2 separate regions of the Homo sapiens genome follow, and region 2 is linked to region 1. A link is an interaction called in ENCODE POLR2A ChIA-PET data of the cell type or tissue named here. Cell type or tissue: MCF 10A. All regions are shown on one strand. Links, peaks and the distances in the headings refer to the core of each region. The heading gives the core; the rest is flanking DNA. Region 1 overlaps LINC01622 (long intergenic non-protein coding RNA 1622). Region 2 holds the start of LINC01622 (long intergenic non-protein coding RNA 1622).

Evidence for each region. Peaks named below come from ENCODE experiments on the same cell type or tissue, not always from the same donor. Only the 100,000 strongest peaks of a DNase experiment are listed, where the experiment ranks them.
Region 2: POLR2A ChIA-PET joins it to region 1 with 5 read pairs; 2 of 35 experiments call an interaction of 5 or more read pairs at or near these places.

The regions. Positions count from the first base shown.
Region 1 is chr6:1,020,160-1,031,264 of GRCh38, reverse strand. The region is part of intron 1 of LINC01622 (long intergenic non-protein coding RNA 1622); the gene reads left to right. Among named protein-coding and RNA genes, the nearest start is that of LINC01622, 76 kb to the left of the region's middle. RefSeq lists an enhancer at 2,661-3,174. In MCF 10A, for the core only: no CTCF peak of the experiment used is centred there; a DNase peak (open chromatin) is centred at 6,434.
Region 2 is chr6:1,100,172-1,111,276 of GRCh38, reverse strand. It overlaps LINC01622 (long intergenic non-protein coding RNA 1622), which reads left to right and starts at 9,945. Exons shown (of 4, transcript NR_027116.2): 1 at 9,945-11,105. RefSeq lists enhancers at 6,613-7,188, 9,634-10,833. In MCF 10A, for the core only: no CTCF peak of the experiment used is centred there; no DNase peak of the experiment used is centred there.

The sequences.
Region 1 (11,105 bases), core at 4,937-7,436:
GGCTATCATAAAAACAAAACAGAAAACAAGAGTGGGCAAGGATGTGGAGAAATTGGAAAACTTCTACATCATTGATGCGGTAGAAAATAGTTTATGACAGTCAAAAAAACTAAAAACTAAAACTTTCCATCCCCCATTTTCCAGACATTTAATTGTAATTACTTTGAAAAGTTATAATATTTATATTCTCCTATGTAACAATAATTTTCTCAATCTTTAAATTTATTTTTTCTCATTTCTTGATGATTTGTTTACCACCAGAATTGCTATTACATTTTAAAAACTGACCTTATTAAATATGTATATTTAGTTAGCCTTATAATTATATGTAATGTTCACACCGAGTTCCTTCATTCTGCTACTTCTGCATTTCTGAATTCTTTATTTTGATTTCTTTTTTAATAAGGTAAATACACTTTCTCCCTTTCCAAATCCTGGAGCATTTTCTCATTTATCTTACATGCTGAATGTTCCTGGAGAGATGCTTGAGGTTCACCTTCTTTTGTCCTGTACAAAGGACTTGCTTTCTGTCTGGATGTCTACAGCATTTGTGCCTTATCCTTAAAGCTCAGAAACATTCCTCAGTGTTGATAATATTGTATCTTTTTTTCCTGGTACAAAATATTCCTTTTGTATCTTCAGGTTCAGATTTTCTTTTTATTTTTTATTTTTTATTTTTTTATTTTTATTTTTATTTTTTTTATTTTTATTTTTGAGACAGAGTCTCGCTCTGTCGCCCAGGCCGGACTGCGGACTGCAGTGGCGCAATCTCGGCTCACTGCAAGCTCCGCTTCCCGGGTTCACGCCATTCTCCTGCCTCAGCCTCCCGAGTAGCTGGGACTACAGGCGCCCGCCACCGCGCCCGGCTAATTTTTTGTATTTTTAGTAGAGACGGGGTTTCACCTTGTTAGCCAGGATGGTCTCGATCTCCTGACCTCATGATCCACCCGCCTCGGCCTCCCAAAGTGCTGGGATTACAGGCGTGAGCCACCGCGCCCGGCCTTTCTTTTTATTTTAAAAATGTTCTAACTCTTCTTGTCTCTGTATTATATTTGAGTACTTTTACTTTTCTGTTTATTCTCTTCACCTCTTCAAGAACACCAATTATACTCAATTTAGTTCTTTTCTATTCTACCTGAGATATTTCTCATTTTGCTTTTATTCACTATCTCTTCTTTCTTAGTTTATTCTTGGGTGATTTTATCAGATTACTGACTCTGTTCAGTGGCATATAATCTGATTTTTTTCCTTGTAACATTTATATTGTTATCTTCTATTGCTGTTCTGGGTTCTGTAATTTCATTTTATATCTCCTGTACAACTTTTTAAAGGTATTTTCCAACCATCCCCCCAAAATAGTCTTGTTTACTCTTCAATGTATTTGAGAGTACGGAGAAGTATTTGAGAGTACAGAGAAGTATTTGAGAGTACAGAGAAGTATTTGCCTAAAATTTTATTCTATTACCTGCGGCAATTCTTCTTAAGTGAAGTCTTCTTAGCTCTTTGCTTGTGATTTTCGTTGGCTGTGCATGTGGTACATCTTAGGTCCTTTCTGAATATTACTCATATTTTTATTGGAATGGGTATTATTAGCGCCAGCTAATTGCTCAAAAAACAGGGTGGGGAGTGCAGAGAATGTGTGTTAGTTCATTGTGCCTAATTTACAAAGAAAATAGGTTTATTTGGCTCTCTGTTCTGCAGACTGTACAAGAAGCATAGTGTCAGGAACTGCTTCTGGAGAGGCCTCAGGAAGCCTTTACTCATGGCAGAAGGCAAAGCCGGAGTGGATGTGTCACATGGCGAGAGAAGACGCAACAGATGGGAGAGGTTTCAGACTCTTTAATAAGCAGCTCTCCCGCAGCAGCAAGTCACGCATGAGGGAACTGCTCCATGACCCAGACACCTCCCACCAGTCCCTGCCTCCAACACTGGGGATCACATTTCAACAGGAGATGTGGAGGCCACAAACTAACTATCTCAGAGCATTGGCTGTTACAGTCAATAACTTTTAAACAGTTCTGCTGTCACCAAATACCTTTCCCCCCACAAAATCTCTGTCTTCTCTGAGGACACATCCCTTTCCTTAGATTTGGGGGCATCACCTGACTGGGGTAAAATGATGCCCCACACAGGAGCTGGCAGTGACTCTCAGATGCCTCTTAGCTCAATGGTTTGTGACTTACCATTGATTTTTCTCTATTCGTACATCTCGGGTTAGCATTTTCTTCTGTCTGGCTCTTTCTCCAGGTTACGAAGCCATGTCCATAGAAAATAGGCCAAGAATTCCAGAGGCAACCTCCCGCCCACACGCTGGGGTGGAGGCGGCCTGTTCCCTAGTGCTCCTGTCACTCATCTGTGCCGGCACCTTTGGTTTTCACCATAGGATCCTCGGATTCCTCAAGGCCCTTCACCTCCAGGAAAAGCTAAGACTCTCAAGAGGTGTGTGTCAACTTTGGGGCAGTTGCCATTCAGACCCCCTTGCAAGCTCTAGAAAACCCAACTGAAACAGCCCTAAATGTAAACACTCTATTTTCCCCCACAGAGCATCCCAGAGGCATGTCTGGCTTCAAGTGAGATTCATCCAGGCCTTAAACAACACAGCCATAAAACAGTTTCTATTTCTCAATTCCGCATCCTCAGAGTTGCCCCAATTCTCTAGCAACTCCTCCACTGTGGTCTCAAGAGCCTGGCTGAATCTCCTGCCCAACTCCATGTCTCATTTACTTCCAGTAGGAAAACACTGCCTTTCTAGAAGATCAACAAAAGGGTTGGAGCTAAGTCCTGCAGGTCCGCATGGACCTGACTCGGACTGTATGTCCGTTCTCGAACACATCACCCCAGCCCAAGGGTGGAGAACGTCAACCCCCTCCAGCTAATCAGGGCCGCCTACTGCTTGAGCAAGGGAAAGTTCAATCCCATTGAAAGTAACTCAGCAGGATGTCACAGCACAGTTAGGAAAGAGGAGTCGATGTGGTAGAGGCAGCCAGGAAGTATTCTCAGCAGGTCAAAGCGCCACTTGAACTGGTAGAAATTCTTTGTATTCTTGAGCTGAAAATGTTTCCTTTTCTTAATTTAAAATGGGGTCTTCTACTTTATTTTTATTTTTTGTCCATTTTTGTCATTTTTAGAGATAAGGACAGTATGATTGCTTGATTTCTTATCTTTAATTGGAAGTCCTAACTTAGCAATTTTATCAGCTTCATGATTTGGCTTTTTCTTTATTCATTAAGCCAACATATTTTGAACATGTGTCATGTGGTAGGCATTGCTCTAGGACTGGAGTTTTGACAATGATGGGGGCAGACGTTGCCCCTGCCCTTTTGGAACTTATAGTCTAGTGTGTGAGACACAACTGGGAGGAAATAAGCTCAACTTAAAAAATGTTTAAAACCATCAAGCTATTCTGGCTAATAGTCTTCCTTCTTTCCTTCCTTCCTCTCTCCCTCCCTCCCTCCCTTCCTTCCTCTCTCCCTTCCTTCCTCCGTCCCTCGCTTTCTCCCTCTCTCCCTCCCTCCCTGCCTACCTGCCTCCCTTCCTTCCTTCCTTCCTCCCTCCCTCCCTCTCTCCCTTCCTCCCTGCCTCCCTCCCTCCCTTCTTCTGTTTTTTTCCTTTCTATTTATTTAGGGGGAGGCACGTGAGGGATGACACAGGATTGAGTCATGGAAACTGCTCATGGTAATGAAGGGAGTCCTAGGCAAGAAGGACCTCTCCAGAAAGATGCTGCACATTTCTGCTTTTTCTTGGCTTTCAGTTCTTAAGGCTCCCAAAGAAAACTCCACTTGCACAATTTCTCCTTGTTCCTTCGGCCTTTCAGCAATTACCCAGCCCATTCCCAAAGCCTGGGACTCTGTGTCATCTTGAATGGTTCACGCCTCCTTGTTCCTGATCTTCTTTCCCCACCTCCTCCCATCCTTCCTGCCCCCAGTTCCCCAGATAGTAACGAAAGCAAGGTCCTTGGGTCCTGGGAGCACCCACATGTTCTTTTGGGAGGGCTGAGTGGCTACTGACAGCAAGAACAGAACCTAGGGCCAGTGTCGCAGAATTCCCAGAGCTGTGCCAGTTTAAGGGCTACCCACAGGCATCTCTATGCTTTGCCATTTGCCCCTGTAAGAAGTAAGGTCGGGAGTCCTGGAGAAGTCAAGCTCAAGTCGTCCTTTGTAACGACACTAAAGCTCACCTTGAGTTCACTTCACACGGGCCAGTCACAACCACTTAATTCTGTCCTCACAGCCCATCAGCAGGCACTGTGGTGTTTCTATCTTATGGAGGAGGACGCCAGGGCTTGCCCAACGCTATCACCTTGCCAGAGTCGTGCTGCTGAATGATGGCAGATCTAGGGTGCTGTCGTGGGTGTCTCTGTCTCCCTCCCACATCCCAGTCTCTACCCACCATACTCCCTGGAAGTGGAGAGCAATCACAGATCTGCTGGTTTCTTTCTCTGCACCTGGCAACCTCTGGAGGGCAAGGCCTGCACTTTTCCAGCTGTGACACCAGCCCATGTGTCTCATATCATTTCTCTCTCATGTAGCAAGAATTTCTCCCCAGAAAGGAGGTGGCAAAGATGGGCAGGGGGTGCAAAGGTGGGGGCTCTGACAGCCAGGTTCCAGGGTGCACTGCTGAGCCAGCCCACAACCATGGTGAGGCAGGGAGATTCCGCAGGACTCCGTATCCGTGCTTTGAAGATGGCTTTCGTGCTTTTAGTCTTTTCTTTGTTCATTTGTTGTTTGTTTTCTGATGATGTTTTAGTAAAAAGTTCTTTTGAAAATCCCAAGCTTTCTCAGCTGTGCAAAGGGGAACAAAGAACAGGGCTTTGGTGTTTTGTCCGGACTTGGACAGGTGTCCCGCTGAGGAAGTGGCCTGTCCCAGCCCCAGTCGGGTGGTGCTGGGAGGGTGGGGAGAGAGGCAACCAGGCTCAGCTTGGCCGGGGCTTCTGTGTGCCCTTCCGTCGGCTACCTTCCTCCTTTAGAGCTGTCTTTGTTGGATTTGCCCTTTTCCATAAGGAGCCATCGACCCCTTTATCATCCAACACAATGGAGGTTTATGAGAAACATATTCCAGGAAGGTTACCAATTTTTCCCTTAAATAGACCCAAGTCAAATTGCTGATCCTCCCAATCTCATCCTTGCCACTGTGACCAGCCCTCTAGGAGGGAAATCCAGTGAGGCCCAGTGGGTAGAGAACATTCCTGGCAGTTTGGCCCACCCTGGGGGGTGTCCCTGAATCCTATTGAGCATCAGCTTCCAAACCCAAAAAGGAAGAAACGCCACTGACTTCACAGGCCTTCTGTTATGATTGAAGGTGGAGCTGCCCAGTAACCATACCTCTGTGCCAGCACCACCACAAACCCTGGAGGACTCGGAGGGCAGAGCGCATTTGCACTTTGTGCTACTGAGGCCAGAGTTTTTGTTAGGCTAAAAGGGTAGAGAAGGTGGACCATGTGTACTCAATGGAACCAAGGAGGGCAGAAGGCGGGTTAGAAATTGGTTTGGTGGCTAAGTTGTTCTCGGCCATTCCAACTCCTGAGAACAAATTCTGCACACCTCTTCCCATCCCACATCCCAGGACATCACCCTGGAGCCTTGGGAAGAGCCATGGTGAGTGTGTTCACATCACAGAAATCAGGAAATGCTGCAGGATTTTTATGATCACTGTTGGCAGGTTATTAGAGAAAAGTTTCTAGAGTCTTAGTTATTATTTAAATAAGTAAAATCTGACAACGTAGAGGCAGTTTAATGATCCATATATTATGAGCACCTCAGTGTTAACTGAACGTTATCAATATAGGCTTAATGTTTGCAATGAATGACTGTCATACCACAAAGCATTCCATTATTATACATGGAAAATATGTAATTTTTTCTTAATCTAAGGTATGTTTTCCATTTAGCATGGTTGGTTTTGGAAAGATGCTATAAACTGACTACAAAAAATAAAATCCAGGGAGAAATGAAATCAGATTTTTAAAAATATCTAAAAATGGGACAGGCGAAATCAACGTCAGTAAAACACAACTGTAATGTCTTAAAGGATAATGGGATTAATTTCACAATTGAGTTCCAAAGCATCCTCACAATTATTATTTGTCAAGAAAGATCTACAATGTGCATTTGTGTTAAAGACAATGACTGTCACTTGGAGGAAGTTTTATTAAAAGGACAGTAAACCCGAGGTTGTTCTTGGGAGAATGCATTTTCAGATAGTCCCAAGTAGCTTAGTTTATTACATATTTATGTTCTTCAATGCAAGTCAGCAGGGGACCCACTCATTACATTTAGTATATTAAATACTTCATTTAGAACATCTTACAGTGGAAATTTCCTGTTTTTTTTTCATTGCTGTTTGTTACCCAAGAGCAAACCGCAGTGTCTCATAAAAGCATCAGCCTGTCTTTGGTCCTTGCAGAAAGCACATTGAATAAACATCTCTCCACAGCGGGGTTCCTGGCAGAGCACCGCCCCTGAGTTTAACTTTGCTAACTTGGCACTGTGATTTTTTCCTAGTTGTGTCATAATAAAGAATGCATGCTCCTTCAAGCTCTAAGAACCCCTGGTTGCCAGCTGTGCAGAGGCAGCATTCAGGAAGTTCCTTGCAGGCAGTGCGGTGACCCCGTGGGGAGGGATGTGACTGCCGCGTCCTAGTTTCTCCAGACCTCTTCGGCCATGACATCGGGCTTTGCCTTTTGGCCACTGAAAGAAAGTTCAACATCTTCTCTAAACAGAGCAGAAATTAATTCCTCATGTCCTTGTTCTCCTAGCGATTTTCTCATTACAGTTACAATAATGAAGTTGTCACGTGCAGTGGGCTCCAGGAGCCATGGAAAGACCTCGGGAAGGAAGAAGGGTGGCTTGTGCTCCCAACTCCACTGTGGTCCTGAAGCTACACCCACCCAGCTCCAGCCAAGGAGTGCAATTGGCCAGCGGCCTCCTGCCAGGCCTGCACACCTGCCCTTCACCTGGGTCAAAACCATGCTCCCCACAGCAGCCAGCCAACAAGGAGAGACGGGCTGCTGTGAGTGCTGGCTTTGGTGAGGACCCACAGCAGCCTATAGGGCCCTCCTTAGAGGGTACAGATCTGGGACTTTCCACCCAACCTTCAGTCTCGCTGACCTTATCTTGGGGCTCATACCTGCATGGTGGGGAGGCCTGCCTCTTAGCCCTCTCCACTTTCTCTCATGCAGGCCTTTCTCCCACTAGAATCTTTGCAGACTTCTGCTTCTCAGAAGACCCAGACTCACAGGAGTGGTACCAAGAGTGGTCAGAGAAAAAAGGTGACAAAATATGGGTTTCGGTCTAGATCGTGAATTAGCTAGCAGGTAGAAAGGTCTCCATGATGACTGGTGGAAGGGCAGAGACTCATGTCCTCCTTGATAAGGGATGGCAGCTCGATTGCTAAAGATTTCACTGAGGTGGGCCTTGAAACACCGCTCAGTGGAGGATAATGCAGAGACAGGTGCAATGATGGAAGCATTTGGAAAATATTGGGGGAACAATGTCTACAAGACAGCACAGTTGACTGGTTATTGCAAAGCTGAATTCATGTACTGCAGAAGGAAAAGGAGTCTGGGATGTATTAACTAGCAGTTAATGGTCAAGTGTGAGAGCCAGAGAGCTTCAAGGATAGCTTCTGAAGGGACCCTCATCACCTGGCATGGGTGGGCAGATGCAGTTGAGCAGCAGGTACTTGTGAAAGTGTCAGAGCTCTGGAGATGTGTGGGTGCTCAGTCCAGGCATTTCTGTGATCTGTGAGGCAGAACCTTGGTGGGGAAACCTCTGCATGGCGTTCCCTGTGGACGCTGACTCTACAGTCCCTGTGAGTCCTCTGAAATTGCAGAGGTGGCCCCGCCATATCCTAGTACAAGCGCAGAAGCTTCCCCAACAAGCAACAGGCATCCTCCCCTCTAGGAGGCCAGGGCACAGCTAGGCTTCAATCCCAACAGAACCCAGCTGAGAATATGCTGGGCTTGAGAGGGGAGGAAAAGACTTTTCATCCCAATAATGGAAAGGCCAGCTGGCATGTGTCCACATGGGAGCTAAGGGAGTATGCCTGGGATTGGATTTTGAGGGTGTTTGATCAGACTGTAAATCAGATAAGCAATAGTTAGAAGTAATTTTTTTCAGAATATAAGATTTAACATTGTAGACAGGATGTCAAGAAATGAAGCAAAGCTCCTGGGGTGGCTCTTGGAAGACTGGGTCTTTTTGGGGATGATGGGGCCCCAAAGTAATGGGGGCTAGAAACCAGAGGCCACAACAATGATGAATAGGAAGGTTGGAGGGGTGGCCAAGGGGGCCTGAGCTGCAGGGAGTTTGGGGATGGCTGATACAGCAGATTGTTCTTAGCCTCAGATAGGCCCACAAGGGTGCCACCCCATGCCTGTAATAGTAATGGTAAAGAAGGAAGAAGCGGCAGGCTGAGGACTGCCTCTCCGCAACCAAGACAAAGCCTCCTGCTCAGTCCCCAGGCATACCCAATTTCAGACTTGAAACCCATTGACTGAAGAGCTGGCTTGTCCTGCAAATACAGATTCCTGCAGCATGGTGGCCAGCATATGAGCATTCCCCCAGTCCTTCCTCAAGGGCACCTAAGGCCATTTACTCATGTGACTTTAATCTGGGTAGGGGGAATTACCTGACATTTCAAAGACTATTGGACACAAGGTCTGAATTTCCAGGGATACCTAGAGATTCCACAGAGTCATCTTGGCTTTCCCGGTAGAGTAGGGGACCTGGGGGCCAAGTCATTACTGGATCTGGCTGTTGTCCAGCTCGCAGTGGGCCTGCTGGGTCTGTGGCTTCAGCAGTGGTCTTTCCCAGTTCTTCAGTGGACTGTTAGACAAGAGCTACAGAGCAGGTGGAACTACGCCCACATTAGGGTTCTTGGTTTGTGGGATAAGAGCTATCATAGTGGGAAAGGCCAATTGGAAAAGGTGAAAACCCCCGAAGCTGCCCCCTCAACCTCGCTGAATCTTGGCAGGAGATGGGAAAGAAAGGCAGACTGAAGTCCACCATTAAGGACCTAAAGGGTGCACAGTGTTGGTACCGATCACTGCTCCATCGAATTGTCAGGCTGGCCCCTGCAGAAACTCTATGGATCCCAGAGAACGAATGTCGACTACCACTACTACCAGACTTAACCTAGCAGTAGCCCAGATCACACCATTAGAGCAGATTAGCAAAGCACCAAGAACGGGGCATGTGCCTCTTAGTTTGCCAGTGCATGCTCGACCATTCCATTTGGAAAAGAGGACCAGAAACAGCTCACATAGGACTGATGATATGCACTGCTAATTTAACCACAGTGCTGTATGAACTCTGTGCCTCTTGGCATTGAGACGTGAAGCCAGCTGGACTTCCTGGGTCCAGTGGGGACTTGGAGAACTTTTCTGTCTTACAAAGGGATTGTAAAATGCACCAATCAGCACTCTGTAAAAACGCACCAATCAGTGCTCTGTAGCTAGCAAGAGGTTTGTAAAATGCACCAATCAGTGCTCTGTAAAATGGACCAATCAGCAGGAGTCTAAAAGTAGCCAATCACAGGGAAGATTGAAAAAAGGGCACTCTGATAGGACAAAAACAGAAGATGGGCAGAGACAAATAAGGGAATAAAAGCTGGCCACCCCAGCCGCAGTGGCAACACTCAGGTTCCTTTCCACCTGTGGAAGCTTTGTTTTTTCACTCTTCACAATAAATCTTGCTACTGCTCTCTCTTTGGGTCCATGCCTTCTTTAAGAGCTGTAACACTCACCGTGAAGGTCTGCTGCTTCATTCTTGAAGTCAGCAAGATGAGACCACGAACCCACGAACCAACACTAGGCACAGCATGAGCAGTCCTGGACTGCTTGGCCTAACTGTAGAATACTGTAATGATCAATGACTTCATGCAGACTGAACGAAAGAAACAAGAGGGGGCTCATGCACTGAGAGAGTAAGGAAGACACATGTGATGCTGCAGGTAGGGGGTAAACCCTGCAAAGACTCGGGAGTTGACCACTCCAGTGAAGATTTTAGGGGCCAGAAATTAAGGAGTGCGAGGATTTTGCTCCACAGTGAAAGATAAGTCACTGCATTTTGCATTAACTACTACAAAGAAGTAAGCATGGTGCCTGGGTTCTGGTGGCAACTCATCCCATTCCTAGATTGTGTGTGACACAGAAGGCTTCCAGGTATACCGTGGTGGGCAGGAAAGGGCTGTGCTGTGGGTCCAAGCTGTGGTGCATTCATCCCTACTGCTGGGGCCACACAATCTTGCAGACCCTATGGTGCTGGAGGCATCAGTAGGGATCAGAGGCAGCTTGGAGCTTCCAGTAGTTCCACAGAAGAGCCACAACACAGGCTCCTGGGATGCGGGAGCAAGGCCTTGCCATCTGCAACAGAGGATTAGGCAGCCTTGAGAAATGTTTCTTGGGTGCTGCTGGCCTTGGTGAAGGCAGGCTACTTGACTGTGAGACACCAAGTAACCCTGCTTCCGGAGCTGTCCTCAGGAGGTGGCTGAGGAAATGGACCCTGGTCATTGAGAGGAGCTGTGGCTGCTTGTACACAGTGGGGCAGGGAGGAACATGCCTAGGGCTCCACTCGGGTGCCTCCTGGTATACCCGGGTTCCACCGTAGAGGTAAATGGGTGCTCTCAGCAAGCTTGGATGAGAAGAACACGATGACCAAGGGTGTGATCCTTCGGGTCATGCCATCAGACAAGCCACTGAGCCCTGCCAAAGTGCTGAGGGTGAGGGACATTTAGAATGAGTAGCAGGGTTAGGGGATGATTAGTACCAGCTGGGGCCCCAAGTGAATGACAGCAATGTGGCCTACAGCCCATCCCACCTGCCTCCCTCAGCTGTGTCTCCCTCTGCAGAAAGCCCCATAGGGGCCCTGGAGGAGCTGCTCCTGCAGTGTGTGGTCAGTGAGAACCCCTACCCATGGTGGACCCTGGTAGCCATGAGTAGCACAGACCCCCAATTATGGAAGCACACGTGAACAAAAACCCCGGCGTCTGCCTCTGAAATCTTTCTCGACATTTGCTTTTCCCTGGTTCTCCCAGCCAATGACTGAGGACAGCAGGGGCCCTAAGGCCAGCCCGGTGCTGGAAGACCAGGGCTTCTCTGACGTTTG
Region 2 (11,105 bases), core at 2,796-5,295, 82 kb before region 1:
TGTCTGTAGGTGTGGCAGTAATGGAATGTGAGGAGCACAACTGAACAAGTCACCAAACGTCAATGAACCAGCTCACTGCTGCTTCTGGAGAACAGCCCGTGACATTTTCCAAGGTAAAAACATTGGGTTTAACTGGCAGGCTGTAAAGAAGACGCAGCGTGTGAAGGAGCCTGAGGCTGTTCAGTGAGAACGAGGGGGTTCCATGTGCGCCGACGAGGATGGAGAGCCTCATTAGGTCACCACACAGAGTGCTGGGAAACAGCTCAAAACACATGACAATGGCACAGACACATACATGGTGTCTGTGCGTGTGGGTGTGTGTTTACACAGGGCATGCCAAGCTGCCCGCAGTAATTTTTTGTGAGGGAGGGGAATGAAATTGGTTGAGGAAGGGGCAGGGCAGCGTCTTTTGTTTATTTAGCATGGACATTTCTGGATTGACTTTTAAAAATGAGCATGTATGAATGTGGTAAATAAAAGAACAGAGAGCAGGTGTGATGGAGGGCTGACCAAGTTGTCTGGTTGCGTCCTGCACTCTTTAACGCCTTAAGAAATGGTACAGATGTAGGTCCCAGTACGAGGGTGGAGAACATCACCTAGGTCTGCCCAAGTACTTAGCACCACATTTTTTTTAGACACTTTGTCAGCCAGGCTGGAGTGCAGTGGCATGATCATGGCTCACTACAACCTGAAACTCCTGGGCTCAAACGACCCTCCCACTTCAGCCTCCCAAGTAGCTGGAACTACAGGCATGCACCACCATGCCTGGCCAAGTTTAAATTTAAAAAAAATTTTTTTGTAGTGACAAGATCTCACTATGTTGCCCAGGCTGGTCTTGAACTCCTGGCCTCAAGTGATCCTCCCACCTTGGCCTCCTAAAGTGCTGGGATTTTAGTTGTTAGCCACCGTGCCTGGCCAGCGCCACACTCTGGTACACCAGCCACACAGTAATGAGCCTGGTCTGTGCAGCTGCTCATTGGACATTGGAGGTTAATCAGGACCCATCTGGCTAATGAAACACTTCATTGCACTTGCTGCCCCCTGGCTTATGAACATTTTCCATCATAGCTAAGACTGGATTAATACAATGTGAAACAAGGTGACAGTTTATCCTGGAAAGACACGCAATATTAAAAATCCACATGATGGGCTGAGCCTGCCTGATTGCTTTAAAAGGTGGATTTATTTCTTTTATCCCGAAAGGAGTTGTGCCCACAAGCACTAGTGCCAGCCCTTCCATCTGTAACTTCTCCTTCTCTTTTAGAAAACTATAGTAGTTTTAAGATGGTTTTGCCCCAGGCGAAAACCTCTTCATCAACACTGTATTCACCACATGACTTTTCTGTGGTATATACATCAAGAGAAAACTACCGGATGGCTTCTTCTGTTTGTCTGTGTTCCAGAGTCTAATGCGGCTGAAGGTGGCACATCTCAGCTCCTGGTGGATATGAAATATTTTCCATCCTGGAAGGTCTGATTGGCTTGGAACAGAGCTAAGTAGGCTACGGTTCCTGAAGCCAAATCCAGCTCCAGCCTGTTTTTGTATGGCCTGTGAGCTAAGCATGGTTTTTACATTCTTAAATATTGAAAAGAAAATCAAAAGAAGAATAAATATTTTATGACATGTGAAAATGATATGAAATTCCAGTTTCAATGTCCACAGATGAAGTTTTATGGGAACACAGCCACACTCGTTCTTTGTGTATTCGTGCCCCAAGAACAGAATTCAGCATTTGTGATTCAGACCATATGACCTGCAGAGTCTAAGTATTTGTTGTCTGGACCTTTCCAGTAAAAGTTTGTTCACCTTGGCCTGGTGGAGTAATATTGGCATCAAGGTCTTTGGTAGTGCTCACTTGGCAGGAGTCCAAATTGAAGTTCTCCTTGAAGATTCCTGTAAATGGTGATTGGTAGAGGGAGTCACCCTCTAGCCATCTGGGAGGCACAGGTGACTTGTCCTGAGATGAGCTGAGTGGCCCACCTGGGGCATTCAGAGTGGGAGCCCTAGGCAAGCTAGTTAGATGAAGACTGCCATCCTTAGAGCACGGCACCACACTGCGTGTCCTCATTTCTGAGATACTGTTCATGGTAACACACACCATTGATTTAGTAACAGCTTTTCTAGGAATAAAAGACACATTGCTTGCATAATGCGTATTAATTTTGAAAATGCTAATGAGAAAATATGTTATGATTTTTAATGTGATTGCTTCCCCACCCCCACCTGACTCCCAAGTGAGCTTCCTGGGGGCTAGGACTGCACCCTTATTTGTTTTTGCAACCCAGGATTTCCCCCACAGAGCTCCAAGATGTCAGGAAACTTTGCAGAACAAAGTTTTGCAATCATTGGTGGGTTGTGGCATCAATTTAGCGAATACACTGCTGGCATTTAAGAAATAAAATAGGAAAGACGGACTAGACAGATTAGAACAGAAAGATCAGAGTAGACTAGAACACAAAACAAAAAAACAGAAAATGCACATCCCATAGCATAAGGTTCATCTACGATGCCCTTGTTTCCGTTACATATGTGAGTGATGGGAGGTCATGTCAACGTATTTCTCACCGTGGATCATAGTAAAACAAGTGTGCAAGTCCCTGCTTTGGTGCATGTATTTGAGCTGCGCTTGGTCACGAGATGAGATTGCACAAATTGGCATGTGTCACAGAAGCATAGAGCAGTGGGTGTCAGGTCAGGTGTGGCCTTCGGGTCCCCACCAGGCTGGTGAGGATGGCCAGCCCACCAGCAAATGCTTTCCCAGAGCACCTCCCAAGGCTCTATGCTGAGCTGAGTGTGATGAAGGTCACAAATCTCTAGGTGACATGATTCCTGTCCTCGGGGAGCTGATGGTCTATCAAAATCACAAAATCACACCCCAAAGCAGGAAGGAACACAGTGAGATTTGGGGATAGATGTTGAAGGTGTTGGGTGCAGAGGAGGCGGAGACCCTGACAGCTCTGCTGTGCCACAGCTGTGTTGCTCAGCCAGATCCAGACGCCTGATCTCCAGGGTGTTCACCAGCCACGTGGCATCCTCCCAGTTTCCTGAGGCAAAGATGCCGACCAAAGCGCCGTGTCAGTTCACACATGGAACACGGTCATCTCCAGGTAGGTAGACTGGACCACACAGTGCCATTGGCCTCTTTCTCTAGAGAGGGAGGCTCGAAGGTGGGGAACACAAACAGGCTGTGGACTGCCTTGGCCCCACAAGAGTCTCAGGCCCCAGGCCCTAGAACTTCAACAGGAGAGGCGAGTTGAAGAAAACCACCCCAAAGGAAAGGAGGAGCAGAGCAAATATCTCCCTGAGCTGCCAGGACCCATCTAAGCAGCCTGCTGGATTGAAGCAGGAGACGGCAATGTGAGGAATGGGGAGGAGGGCAAGCTGTGCACGAGATGCCACCCCACAATGAAACACCAAGGGACTGCCAGCATTGTGCTCCGGTAAATGCCCTTCATCCTGATCCAGCCACCAGGTGAGAAGGAGGGAGCCCTCACCTCCAACCCACCTCCCAATTCATTAGGGTTTCCCACAACTGGCAACATGGCTGGAAATCCTGCTGAGGAAGATGAGATGGGGCCTGTGCTGGCCCATGGGACATACTGGGAGCAGAGGATGCAGGTGTCTACAGGATGGTTAGCAGGCGAGTGTGGCAGAGTCAGCAAGGTTCAGCACACTGAACCTTGCATCAAGTGGAGAATGGGAGGAGGAAATTGAGATTCGGGGTGAAGAACAGGCCAATCAGAAAGGATGCAGGAACGAGCACAGGATGCTTATTCTTCTGGGCTCCTCTAAAATGAGAAGCCTTCCTTGTCATCCATCCCCATCCCCCAGCAGCCTAGGGGATGGGCGGTGGCTCCCTCTTCTCCAATGCTGCCCCCTCTGCAGGTATCTGCGTGTTTACTTTCCTTTGCTATCATTACTGACTTCTGAAGGGGAAGGATCAGGTCTCCCCTACTCTCATGTGCCCAGAGCCTCTGGGCCACAGCCCCTGGTGCAGAGAAGCAGCACTGAGAGCAATTTTGATGAATAAATGAATGAATGAGGAAACGTGGCGGGTAATTATTCAGTCATTGCTACTGTCTGAATGTTTGTGTCTCTTCAAAATTCATAAGTTGAAATTCTCACTTCCAGGGCGATGGTATTAGGAGATGGGACCTTCAGGAGGTGAGGAGGTCATAGGGGTGGAGCCCTCATGGATGGGATTAGTGCCCTCATAAAAGAGCCCTAGAGAGACCCCTGGCCCCTCCTGCCACACGAGGACGCCACTAGAAGCTGCCATCTATGAAGCAGGGAACCTCACCAGACACCATATCTGCAGATACCTTGATCTTGGACTTCCCAGGCTCTAGAGTTGCAGGACAGTGAACAATACATTTCTGTTGTTTATAAGCCACAAATGCTTATAAACAACAGCCCAAACAGACTAGGAAAATCATCTTCCGAAGGTATGAATGGTGAGCTTCAAAACATCCCCTTAGGGTTGAGAAGGGAAATTAGCTTAATCTGAACCTTGGGCATCTGGTGCAGCTACAGCAGAGAATTTCCTGTTTCAAGTGATTTCAAAGGTGAACAAGTTCCTAAGAAACGTAAGATTACCTAAGTCCGATCACAGAGGCCCATGGAAGCACGGTGGTCTAAGTACGATTACTACAGAAGAGATCTGCCAACAAATGACTTAGAAAAGAACCTCAGGATATCTGTCGGCTCAAAGACATTAGGATTTTAGGCAAACTAAGAGTTTGAATCTTATGCTGGTTGCTTTCATCCAAATCCAAATTTTTGGCATTGTGTTTTAGGGACTGTATCTTCTTCACGTCTGTGTTCTTAGAACCACTTAGCAGAGGGTCCTGGCCGTTATAGGTGCTCTAGGCATACATTTGTTTAAATCCACCTGGTTTAGTTTCATTCCATTTTATGGCAATTAAATACAGGTCTGAGTTTTGTTTGTTAAAATGATTAGGTTTTTTTTTCAAGTGTGATTAATTGGTATGAGTCAGCAGCTATTTAAACTCTTACTAAACAGATACATAAGAAACGAGGGATACTGTTTTCTTCCACAAAAATGTTCCAAAAAAAATGTTCCAGCTGAACATTTATTTCAGCTGGAATTTCAGTGACTTGAATGCAGAATGAATCCCGTGGCTCACTTCCTAGACTATTTGCCAAAGAAGATGTTGCCCTGGCCATGATCAAGATGACACAAACGGTGGCCTTTTGCAGGGAGAACCGCCGTGGAGGCCTGTGTCTGTGGCACTGGTAGCTTCTCTCTGCAGGCAAAGACCCCATGGCTTAGTTCTTCATCAGAGTGAGAATTCATCTTCCACCTTGAGTGGAACAGAATGTCAAGGAGTGCATGAAACCCTAGGTTTGAATTGATGAACCACAGGTCTCAATTTTCCCTTTTCCAAAGATAACGATGACTTCAAAGAACCAAAGACTACGATGACAATGTATTGCAGGATTTTGCATTTCAGAAAGCATGCCTACACAATTACCTTGTTTGCCTCATGCCTTCTTTGCTGGCATGGGCTGGGCAACTATTACTATTAAGAGATGAAAATATGGAAGGTCAGAGAGGTTAAGAGAACAATTCAAGGTCAGGCAACCAGGGATTGAGCCCCTGGAGCCAATGATTTCACACGGAACTCCTCTCTGTGCAGCATTCTTTGCCAGCCATCCTTCCCTTCTGCTAATGGACTAGGGCTAAGACCATCACGATCTAGGTGTGAGGTCATTGGCAGAAGATGCAGGCAAGGACAGGTCTGTGTAGAGAGATTTCCCAATGTTGGAGGCTTTCCTCGCCTTGCTGTTTCTGTTCTGAAGGACGTTCTGGAGGCTTTGATGCAGTGTGAATGAGGCCTTGTTCACAGTTTATTTTCATTTGTAGATGTGTAATCACCTAAAGTAGTTATGTTATGGCTACCTCAGGAACGCAGGTTGTAGTATCTGAGCTTGTGCATGTTCCCACAGGCAGTCCCAGTGGTCATAAGTCCCAATGCCACATGGAGTTTGTTTATACCCAAATATACAGTAATTTCAGTTCACTGGAATCCACACCCCCACCTGCTAGAGGCACCTCTCCGGAAGGTGTCCAGACAAAACCAAAGGGCTTGTCGTCTGCTTTCCTGCTGTTTCTAGAATATACTCAGCTCTCAATTAACATAAACCTCATTTGGTTTAGAAAACATCCATTTGGTTTAGAAGTCAGTGTTGTTTTCAAATTGCATCTCTAGCAAACGATTTTTTTTTTAGGTCTAATAAGCACTGAATAGATTGTATTAGGTTAAAAGCAATTGATTCCCAATAAATAAATTCTGCCAAGTTATGCTCGGGAGTGTGAAGCAACAGTGTTTATTGGTTCTTATCTACGATCATCAAAACCTGTTCCTCTCCTCTCCTTCCCTCTTTCCCTGCCTTCCTTTTTCTTTCCTTCTGTCCTCATACTTGACTTCACCTACTTGCTATTATGAGGAAAATATTAATTCCCTTTCTAATGTCTATATTCTAGCATGTCGCCTCATTAAATTCCCCTGGGTGTGCCCTTTTACAATTAGTGCTACCAAGTAAATAAACTTCAAAGGGACGTGTGTACACACACAGACACATGCACTCAGAGACACACACGTTCATTTGCATGCCAAGAAGAGCCCCCATTAAAGTCTATTAGCCCCCAAATGAGGAAATTCAGAGCTCTGAGCTCTGCACTGATTTTATCTCATGGTGTGGAGAGAGTTTACAAATAACTCTTAAGGTAAAATGCCATTTTTTTCCCCTGTATGTAAAGTTAATATTAATGTTGTGTAGAAGGAATGCGGCTCTATTTCTTTTTGAGTGGCATTTTCTCATTGTCACTCTCCAACCCTATTCTTAGAGACCCTTAGGTGGTATTGTGTGTATTCTTTTGTAGAATAATGAAATGTTTATATTACACAGTCCCATTGTAAGATCAATCCACCCCTGCTGGGGGATTCATAAACATCATCTGCAGGTGGTCCTGGTGTGTCATCCCCCAGAAGAGGAGCTTTCATTTCAGGAAACAACCTTGCTGAGGTCCCACACAGCCCAGGACACCAGACCCAGTGCTGCAGCCCACGGCTTCCCGAAGCCCAAACAGTAACTGATGGTGTTGTCACCAATCTTGGCTCTGAAACTAGCATGTTTTAAATTCCTGCTTCTCCAAGCCTCCTGGGCATGTGCTCTGTAGCCAAAAAGAGCTGGTAATTACACGTGGCTTCTGAGGAACGAGGGTCCAGGCGCTTATCTGGGAAGGGAGATTGGTCCAGACCTTCAGCCTCTGGGCCCCATTCCTCTTCTCATTCTTCAGCGTAGCAACTTGTTCTTAAAGCAGAGGCTGATTTCTGTCTGCATCTCTCAAGCGGCACCTTTGTTTAGCCACTAAGTTTTCTCAAACTGGAAATCCATATGACGAAGTATAATTTTATGGTCTCCTATCATATTTGGTTTTTCTAGAAACATTCAAGAGCTTGTTCCTTCTCACTTAGACAATATTACTGTCATCAAGGTGTGTCTTCTCCTAGTTCCAGAACCACTTCCTGAATTTAAAATGCTCTTCTGGACATTTTTTTTTTTTCCAGATAATGGCAAAGAAAATTGGTCCAAAGAAAGTGGAAAATTGTCAGAGGGCAGTCACCACAATTTTTTTTTCTTCTGTTTTCACATCTGTTCAATCAATATCAGCTCCTGGCCTCAAGGCAGTGTGACCTAGAGGCAAGAGCCCTAGGAAGCTGGGGATCAGAGGACAGCATCTCATGCTGCCTTTAACCAGGGGCACCGTCTCACAGCAAACCCTTAACCTCTCTGGGTCAGGGAGCTCCTTTTTCAACAAAACAGGTTGGTCTAGATGGGTTCTCCTGTGCTTTCCAACTCTCTACTTTCTATTATTCTGAACTTCATGCCTCATTGTATCTGTGCGCCTCTGGTAGAGTTGGCATAAACCCAAGCATATGTTATTGGCTTAGAGAAAGAAAACATTTCTGGGTCTGTGAAATCATAGGCTTTGCTTGACGAAGCTTCGAGGTGTGCGGGCTCTCTTAGTGCAGCGCAACAAGCCATCAGCCGGCAGAAAGCTATTTCTGTAGCGGAGTGTTAAAAGACTGGTATTCTTCAGTGAAGAATAATCTGCTGAGGGCAATGTGTTTTTATTCCCTCTGGGATTTATCTGTCAACGGGCAGATGGGAGAAGAAGCAATAAACTATGAGCTTGCATATGTCAAGGCTTTGATTCTAGGGGGTGACTTCCAGGCCCTGCTTGAGTAGGAGACATTGTCAGGGAAGAAAATTTTGGACTCTCACTGTTACTTCCTGATCTCAGAACACAAAGCCTAGTTTTTGCTGAGTCTTTGAGGAAACTCCATGAGCACTCGGCTTCTCTCTCGTGTTTTCTGAAACCAGAAGTAGAGAGAAAGAGGCAGCTGAGCCCTACAGAACCAACCAACTGTGGAGACCAGCAGCGAACCCAGCGTGTTTGTCATTGGTTTGTGAATCTTATACGCTGTTCTCTTTGGGATACCTATTTCTCCTGGGTCTTTACATGGTCCTGGATCAAGAAACACCTTTTAACAACTCCCTTCAGACCCTGCACTCCCGTGCATTCAGAGGCCTCCTTGGCTTAGCGTGGTGGCAACCCCAGGGTCCAGGTGATTCTGTTGAAGATCTGAGAACAGAGCTTGCTTCTTCCTGCCACCCAGTTTGATTGGACCTTCTCCAGACTTCTGGGTGCATTTCCAGAGCATTTACACAAGGAATTATGTAGGGGTCATTGTGACAATGGTTGTTTGTGGCTTCTTTGTATAAACCTTCTGTATAGAAATTCCAGTTGATCAAACAGATAAACGGAGAGGTGATCAGTCACATTGCTAGATGACTTTTCTCTACCTAGGAAAGGATTCTTTATATATTTAAATAGGAACTCCTGTCCCCATTTCTTCCTGGCTCTGCCTTGCTCTTATCTTGACTGGTCCAGACATTTCCTGGCATCCAGGGCATCAGGGAGGCTGTAAGTCTGTGTTTGATGGTAGCTGTCCTTCTTCAAACTGCTGGCTGGAAGGCAGCGGTCCCTGCTGGGTCCCAGAGAGCTAGGAGTGCAGCTTGGAGAAGTCGGCTCTCTCATCGTGAGTCTTCCAGAAGAGAATAGTAGAGGACAGCAAGGACAAAGGGCGTGACCAGGAGACACATGGCTTGGGGGAAAGAGCACTGGCATGTACATCAGGAGGCTGGACACCAATCTGCTTCTGCCACCAGTTCTCAGGGCAACTGTAGGCTAATGAGGTCACCTCTAGGGGCTTTCTGTTTCTTCCCCCGTGAACTGAATACTGAATGATTTCTAAGGCAACTCTCAGCACAAATATATTATGATGCTTTAGCGTGAGAGAGGTGGGATTTGATGTGGGGAGGGCAGAGCTGAAACAAGCATTTGAAACTGACACTTCGGGCCGTGGTCGTTTAGAGATCTGTTAGAAGGGAAGACAGACATCTTTAGAAATAGATATCAATGAAGGGGAACTCTACTTGATCTATTAAACATCATGAATGTCCATCTGGCCCACTACTGGATCTTGAGGTTTTTGAGGGCAGGGACTCAGCCTGGCTTACTCACTGCTAGGTCACTATCACTAAGAACTGCACCTGACATGATACCCTCAATAAACAATTATTAAATGAATGAATGAGATGACAGTGGTTGCCGTTGCTTCTGCTGTCAAACACAGACTCCATTTCCTGTTTTCCAGGGTCCTGCCTACCCATCTGAGGACATGTCTGCTCATCACCCATGTGCATTCTGTCACAGTGGGACCTGTGTGTGTTCCCTGCTCATTGTCGTTTCCATGGTTTTGCTGATTCTATGCGATTCTTCCAGGCCACTCCAAGTTCCACCTCTTCCACGAAGCCCTCCTTGATTGCTGGGCCCTGGTTGAACTCCTTATTAGTAACACCCAGGTTAGTCCTACTTAATTCTTACCTGCAGCCAAAGTGGACTTAGCATCTCCTTGCATGCCTGGTAAAGTCAAGGGTTTTCAGCCAGGGCCTGTGTATAAAGCAGAAGCAGCACAGAGTCTGGTTTGAAGCTTAGTGCTTGGGTTCAGACAGTTGTGGGTTACAATCCCTTCTACACATGTTCTCTGTGGAAACCATTTGGTTCTCTGTGCTTGGAACTCGCCTGCAACGGGACAAAGCCATCTCACCTAGACTGTTGTTATGAAGATTGAATTAGGTGATTCTGAGAGGCATTTATGCGTCCTCCCTGAGTAACAATCCATGAAAAGTGGGCGTCATTGCTGAAGCTCAAGGAAGAAATATGAAATTTGATTATATCCTTATTCACGGCATTGGGTCACCAACTCAGCACTTTTTATGAAAGTAGCATCTGACCTGGCAAAGGCTGTGTCATCTTATTACCTCAGAAAGACAAATTTACGGGGTCAGACGATGGATGGCTTGTAGATTTCTCAATGGGCTGGAAGGAAGGAGAGAAAAAGAGAGACAGGAGAGAGTACACATTTAATTCTGCTTCCCCTAGGGTGATATTTCCTTCCTCCCCTTCCAGGGTTCTCAAAAAGGCATTCTAGGAAGTCCTGTAAAATACATGCTCATAAAAATCTCATAATTTCCACAAATTGTTGAGAATTTAAAACTCGGTTGGGAGTTTGCTGTTTCAGCCTGAGACACCGGGGTCACGTTTCAGTGCCTGCAGTCTTGAGACAGTACCAGGCATCTGGGATGAAGCTGAGGAAAGAAGATGTGGGGGCCCTGCTGGCCTGCTCCTTCTCTCGAAAGACGCTTACCGGCTGCTGGTGTGTCACAGGGCTTTAGGATTTGGAAAAACAGAGGGATTTAAAAGAAGATAGAATGGTCAGAATTTCGAGAACTGTGTGCTGAAGTGCCATCTTTAGGGTGCTCATAACACGGCCTTACAACATTAGAGGTGCTGGAATCATGGAAGAGGCATCTGGACTCTGTAATGTCCTTCCCCCTGGAAAATCTGCTCCAGAAGTGGGGGATTGGGAGCTGTCAACATATGAGCCATCTTTTGCTCCGTTCAAGATGGTAGGGGCATTCTCAACATGCCCCTCACTCTGATTCTGCC